2 separate regions of the Homo sapiens genome follow, and region 1 is linked to region 2. A link is a contact called in ENCODE Hi-C data. All regions are on one chromosome and are shown on one strand. The core of a region is the stretch at or near the end of the contact, and the rest is flanking DNA. Distances in the headings are between cores, read along the strand shown.

What was found. Hi-C counts contacts between places; a loop is a spot of excess contacts on that map. Pooled maps may share reads with other maps.
Region 1: a map of PC-9 shows a loop between it and region 2 (17-fold over the local background). The contact joins two enhancer-like sites. A Hi-C loop is called at or near these places in 1 of 168 maps with a recorded cell type or tissue (PC-9), 2 of 37 single-sample maps with no recorded cell type and 8 of 50 pooled maps.

What each region holds. Positions count from the first base shown.
Region 1 is chr7:7,910,592-7,913,521 of GRCh38, forward strand. All of the region lies in intron 2 of LOC124901586 (a long non-coding RNA gene), which reads right to left. Among named protein-coding and RNA genes, the nearest start is that of GLCCI1-DT, 57 kb to the right of the region's middle. Within about 2 kb of position 1,345, at least 2 of the 41 ENCODE cell types and tissues checked have a DNase peak (open chromatin) inside an H3K27ac peak, as active enhancers do; they include PC-9, where a contact is called at or near this core.
Region 2 is chr7:7,175,869-7,179,153 of GRCh38, forward strand. It overlaps a transcript of C1GALT1 not described here. Among named protein-coding and RNA genes, the nearest start is that of C1GALT1, 5.0 kb to the right of the region's middle. Within about 2 kb of position 1,368, at least 6 of the 41 ENCODE cell types and tissues checked have a DNase peak (open chromatin) inside an H3K27ac peak, as active enhancers do; they include PC-9, where a contact is called at or near this core.

The DNA of each region.
Region 1 (2,930 bases), core at 95-2,594, 730 kb after region 2:
AGTTAATAGTAATGTACCAGTGTTGGTTTCTTAGTTGTAACAAATGTACCATAGTAATGTAAGATGTTAGCAATAGAGGAAGTTGGTTGAGAGCTCTAGAACGCTCTGTATTATCTTTGCAACCTTTCCATAAACCTAAAATTATTCAAAAATAAAAATTTTGTTTTAAAAAATAGCATGTACCATACAATCTCTCTCTCTGAAACTGCTCCTAATTGTCTAGCTTTCTATTTGTATTTATGGATTCTATTCACCAAATGTTAGTAATCTTTACTTTGGGAAGTAATTTACTTCTTTCTTTGTGCTTTTCTGTATTGTTTGAATTTTAAAAATATATATATATATATATTACTAAAATAGTGAAGTCATTTTTTAAAACATTGGAGGCTGTTTTGAAAAGATGACTTCTAAAAATCTTCCAGAAAACTCTATGATCTTTGATTTGGTGTTATTTTTTTAATAGCACTGTCTCACCTATAACATTCTCCTTAGGCACCCAAAAATGATTTTATGATGAGGCTCCAAGATTGATACTCTGTGGCAGGACTTGAAAAATGACCAGGTTGTGTTACCATAAGAACATGTTCCTGTTTTGTTTTGTTTTCTTTTTTATTTTTCTAGTTCATTAAGGCTGCTATAACAGAATACCATAAACGACAGAAATTTATTTCTTACAGTTCTGGAGGCTGGGAAGGCCAACATCAAGGCACCAGCAGATTCAGTGTCTGGTGAGGGCCTGTTCCCTGGTTTATAGATAGCTGCATTCTCACCCTTACATGGTGGAAGGGGCAAATGAATTATCTGGGGTCTCTTATTCATAAGGACACTAATCCCCTTCATGAGGGCTCTTACCTCATGGCCTAATCACCTCTCAAAGGCCATGTCTCCTGATACCATCACATTGTGGGTTAGGATTTCAACATAAGAATGGGGTTGGGTGGGGAAGCAAACATTCTTTAAATAGCACCGACCCATACATAGCTTAATGGTTTATGTCAGTGTGTTACTATAGCTATTTGCTGGCGATAAGCATCGTAAGGAAATGAAAGGCTTTTGGTTGCAATTCTCCTGTGGTTCTGTCCAGTGAAGCAATGAGTCAGGGATTTTTATCTCCAAATCAAAGCAGAGCTCACCTTTTAGTAATTGGAGGAATTAAAAGAACAAATTTCCTAAATGTTCTATGTTCTAGTACAAATAAAATTTTTTAATACTCTGTTTATCCTCATATCTTCTATTTTCTTTGTTCTCTTCATCTTGTCTCTATGTCTCCTGATGTCCAACCTCTCTCTTTTGATCCTTTTTTCTTTTGAGTCAGGGTCTCACTCTGTCACCCAGGCTGGAGTGCAGTGACGACATGATGGCTTACTGTGACCTCAACCTCCTGGACTCAAGCCATCCTCCCACCTCAGCCTCCCAAGCAGCTGGTACCACAGGCACACACCACTAAGCCCAGCTAATTTTTTTATTTTTTGTAGAGACATTGTTCTGCCCTGTTGCCCAGGCTGGTCCAGAACTCCTCTAGGCTCAAATGATTCTCCTGTCTTGGCCTCCCAAAGTGCTGTGGTTACAGGAATGAGACACTGCGCCCAGCCTCCTTTGACTTAAAATATTAGGTCTATTGTAAATTCTCAAGGGAGCCATTTTTTTCTTTTTCCACTCTAATACTGTGAATTCTTTGCGGATGGAGAGACTGTTCTCTTCATTTCTGTTTCCCTTCACCTAGCACAGTCCTCACCCATCAAATCATGGAGGATTGTAGCCACAGCTGCAAATGGAACCCTGGAGTTTTCCAGTTCCTCCTACTCATTCAAGTTCTATGTCTCCCTTCTTCCCTTTGTTTTTCTTTCTCAGGTCCTTTTTCTTCTTGTAATGTAGTTATAGGCTTATCGCCTGTATTCTGTGCCTTCTGAATGTCCAGGCTCTAAGGTCATTCTGCTGATTATATGAGGCCAGGTCTTCCCTTTAACTTGTGCTTCTGTAAGGTAATAATCTAAGCTATACCAGTGGTTCTTAAACTCTAGCAGGCATTAGAATCACCTGGAGAGCTTGCTAAAACAGACTGCTGGGCCCACTCCTAGAGTTTCTTAATTAGTAGGTCTGGGATGGCACTGGAGAATTTGCATTTTTAACAAGTTTCTAGTAGATGCTGATGCAAATACTGATGCTGCTAGTCCAGGGACTACACTTCGTACATCGTGGATCTACATTCTACAGAATCATTGGCTGGGCTAGCTCCTCCTTTGCAAGGAGGCAAAAAGAAATGCAGATGTTCAGTGTCTAGAACTTATCCATAAAGTAAAAATAATAGGAAGAATATACATGTTTTATTTTAAACCCAAGATATAAAGGCGTTTTTTCCCTTATAATGATTATTCTTCAAATCATCTCTATACACCATAAGTAAAGTTAAAAGTGCTAAAGGAGGAAAAACTATTGATATTTCTATCAGAACACATAAAAAGGTTAATTATGGCATGCACGTCTTAAAGATCTCCTTGCCATCTGAGCCATCTCCAGAAATACTTGCCATAGAACAGAAATAGAAATGATTATATGAGTAAATTATCACCCACACTCCTCGCATGCATCATTTCATACCACAAGCCTTTTCTCTTTTCAAGGAATAATGGTTTTACATTTTACTTTGTGATGGCACTCTAATTGCTAAATATAATAGGGGCATTATGCTACAAAGTTAAAAGACTCCAAGTGAAAAGATAAGTCAAATATAGTAATTTCACACAGCCAATGATTCTTCAAAGTATGCTTCTCTTTTTTTCCAGCTGTCTCCCAATTGTGAACTCTCACAGACTCATGAAAATTGAATACTAAGGCAGAGAAAAGCTAACAGGGATCCTAGAATATTTCTAGTCCAGGAGTCTGTAACTATGATCTACTGGCCAAATCTGGCCCACCACCTGTTTTCATAA
Region 2 (3,285 bases), core at 118-2,617:
AGAACTCTTCCTCTTCTTGGAAGGGCACCAGGTCTATTGGATAAAAGGCCCTACCTTTATCCCCTCATTTTACCTTTATTACCTCTGTAAAACCCCAAAAGGATAGGGTTGGGGGGCTTTCCAAACACATAGAGGTTCCCAGAGGTTTGTATGCCTGGAGACAGCATGGAAGCTACATGCCATTTCTTCCATACCTTACATTATACATCTCTTCTATCTGGCTATTCATCTGTATCCATTATAATAAGTGAGTAAACATAGGTAAAGTATTTGCCCAAGTTCTGTGAGCCATTTCAGCAAAATGGGAATTTGTGGAAAAAGGTCGAGGAAGGAGATGCTTCTCTATGGAGGATGAATAGAAACAAGAAAAGGTATCTACTATAGGTCCACCTTTAGATTTAGAAATACAACTTGAAATAAGAAAAAAAAAATGCCACATTATGCAGCTACACAATTTGTAAGTCAATTAGTTCTTTTCAATAACAGATGCAACATATACATTTATAAATAATTTACTCCTTTGGGATTTCAAACTAAAGAAACTTCAACTATTTCACTTACAACAAATGTTTCTGCTTCTGTTTCTCATCAATTGAGAAAACAATTAAGGAACACTCCTGATTCTTATTCCAGGGAACTAGAGGAACAAAGAGTAACCCCAGGGATTCTAGCCTCGTAAGCTGAGAATATTTTTCTAGATGACACAAGTTCCTCAGTGCACACGTGACAGTCTCTGCTTTCAAGCTAATATGCTGTGAGTCACACTGAGTCCTCTTCCCTCGAGGTTAAATGTATTTCCTAGACTTTTTTTCTTTATTTCTTCCTCTGCTCTATTCTCCATCTTAACCCTATTCCTCTGTCAGTCAATTCAGAAAACAACACCAGCCATTCCAATTGTCTCAAAATCTTGGTAAATTTTGTAAAGATGTAGCTACAAGGAATAAAAACTGTTTAGAAAATGTTCTCTTAGGTTATACAGGGTGGCATTGTCAGGTATTTTCAATAGGAGACGAGAAGCTCTGTCTAAAAGCACAATGTTGCCAGAAGGATTTCCCTGATCTTTGTTTCCTGGTGTCCATTTTTCACTTACTCCCTAATTTAACATAGGAAATGAGGTGCAAGAAGCTCTGTCCCTTTCTTCCCCCTAGAGTTCTTCTTTTTCTTACTCAGGGATCATCCACAACAACAAACAGTCTGATATCTAATTAGGCCAGTAGTTTCAACTGATTTGGGCTCACAGCTGAATAGCTGAAAGCAAGAAAAAACCATACAATTAAATTAGGGACCTTGTATTTAAGGCCATTCATCCACTACATAATCAGGACTTGAGTCTCACACTAAGGCTCTGTCTTACTCATTCTAACATATTTACCTCTCAGGTTAGTCATGCCACAAAAATGTGCATTGTTAATAATTGCCTCATCTCTACCTTTGATGTTCCAGTATATAAAGCCTTCCCCTGTGTGCCCTAAGTTCTGCCCTCTGAAAGAGAAAGACATGTTTTCTGCCATTTATTTTCTTGCTATTGGGTGCAATTTTGCTCTAGGATGAACTCATAAACTCAAATAACCGGTTATATATATGTTTGTTATTAAGTTTGTTTAAGTACCTCTGTCACAACAAAGAGGAGCAGATATACTCAGCCACAGTTACAAATTAATTCATGAAAAAGAAAAAGGAGCCAGTGATAATTATGCATTCTTTTAAAAGAGTAATAAATTTTCAACAGGCTCATAAAATGAGACCTGACATATAAGCTACCATTCTGCCATACTCTTAAATCCAAACTGCTTGCTATGAATGATGCTACTATTTTATACAGTACACAGTAAAATCAGTAAATAAGTTGTCACTTCCTGAAAGGTCTCCATGGTATTCATGTAAAATACTTAATGCTTAATTGCTTAAACATCAGGTAGACCTCATCAGCCTAATTTAATTAAAAGAATGCTAATGCTTTATATGTAAAGCATATTTACATATAATCTCATTGACTGCCTTTTGGGGTACATTGGGATAATTTTCCCCAGTTAGTGGATAGGGAAATTGAGATTCAGAAGGGTTAGGTGACTTACTACAGGTCATCCAGCTAATCAGTGATAAAACTGGGGGCACTGAAAGATAAGTACCTGGATTGGGCTTACCAAAGTGGTGGCTACAAAAAGGCTGGAGCTGTGTTTAAAAGTTTACAGGAGAGCCATCCATTTTTAGTTGACTTTTTTAGGAAATGATCCAGTTTGAAAAGGAGCAAGAATGCAGGAATTCTGCAACAGAGGGCTTTGAGAGAATTTAGATCTGTAGATTCTGATCTTTGGATAGATTACATCAAAGCAGAATTGAACCGCCCCCTTGGTAGACCTGAGAAATGTAGACAGACCTGTTGGCGAGCCATGAAAATGTTGCAGAGAGAGTCATCAGAGGCATCTGTAGCTAAACATGCTATGCATCAGACTGGTCATTTGTGAAGAGAAATAATACAGCCAACTTTGTGAAATAGTATTGCAAGCCCTCTGGGCAAATTTGTATTATGAGTCAATCTGTAATTTGCTTGGAGATGGCAGACAAGATGGCTGTCTGGTTTCAAGACATGGTTTAATTTTGTGTTAACTCATTAATTTTTAAAAAATTAAAAAAAATTGATTGAGGAAAAACAACTGGGGGCAGAATTCAAGTTTCAAGGATTCCGTTGTTCTATTCACCATGTTACTTCCACAACTGGCAAAGTTTAGCTCTCAGTAAGATTCACACTACATCTCTCTATAAGAGATCAAAAAACCCTTAGATAATACAGGTGTCAGGGAGCAAAGATAATCCTAACATTGTATGCTACCTACTAAAGTGAAAAAGATATACTTCATTCAATTATTTATTCATTCAAACAACAAATAATTGAACACCTGCATGTGTGCCAGGCATTGTGCTAGGCTCTATTATATCCAGCTGTATGAGTTACCTATTGTTGTATAACAAACTATCCCAAAACTTAGTGGCTTAAAACAACAATCATTTAAACATTTAGTATCTCACTGTTTCTGTGGCCTAGGAATTCAGGAGCACCTTAGCTGAATGGTTCTGTCTCAGGGTCTCTTTCTAGGTTACAGTCAAGATGTTGACCATGATGCATGCAATCATTTGAAGGCCTGAAGGGTTGGAGGATCTGCTTCCAAGCTCACTCACATGGCTCTTGTCAGAAGGCCTCAATACCTCACCGGTTGTTGGCTAGAAGCCTTAATTACTCACCATGTGAGCCTCCTTATAAGTTGCCTGAGTGACCTTATGACTCTG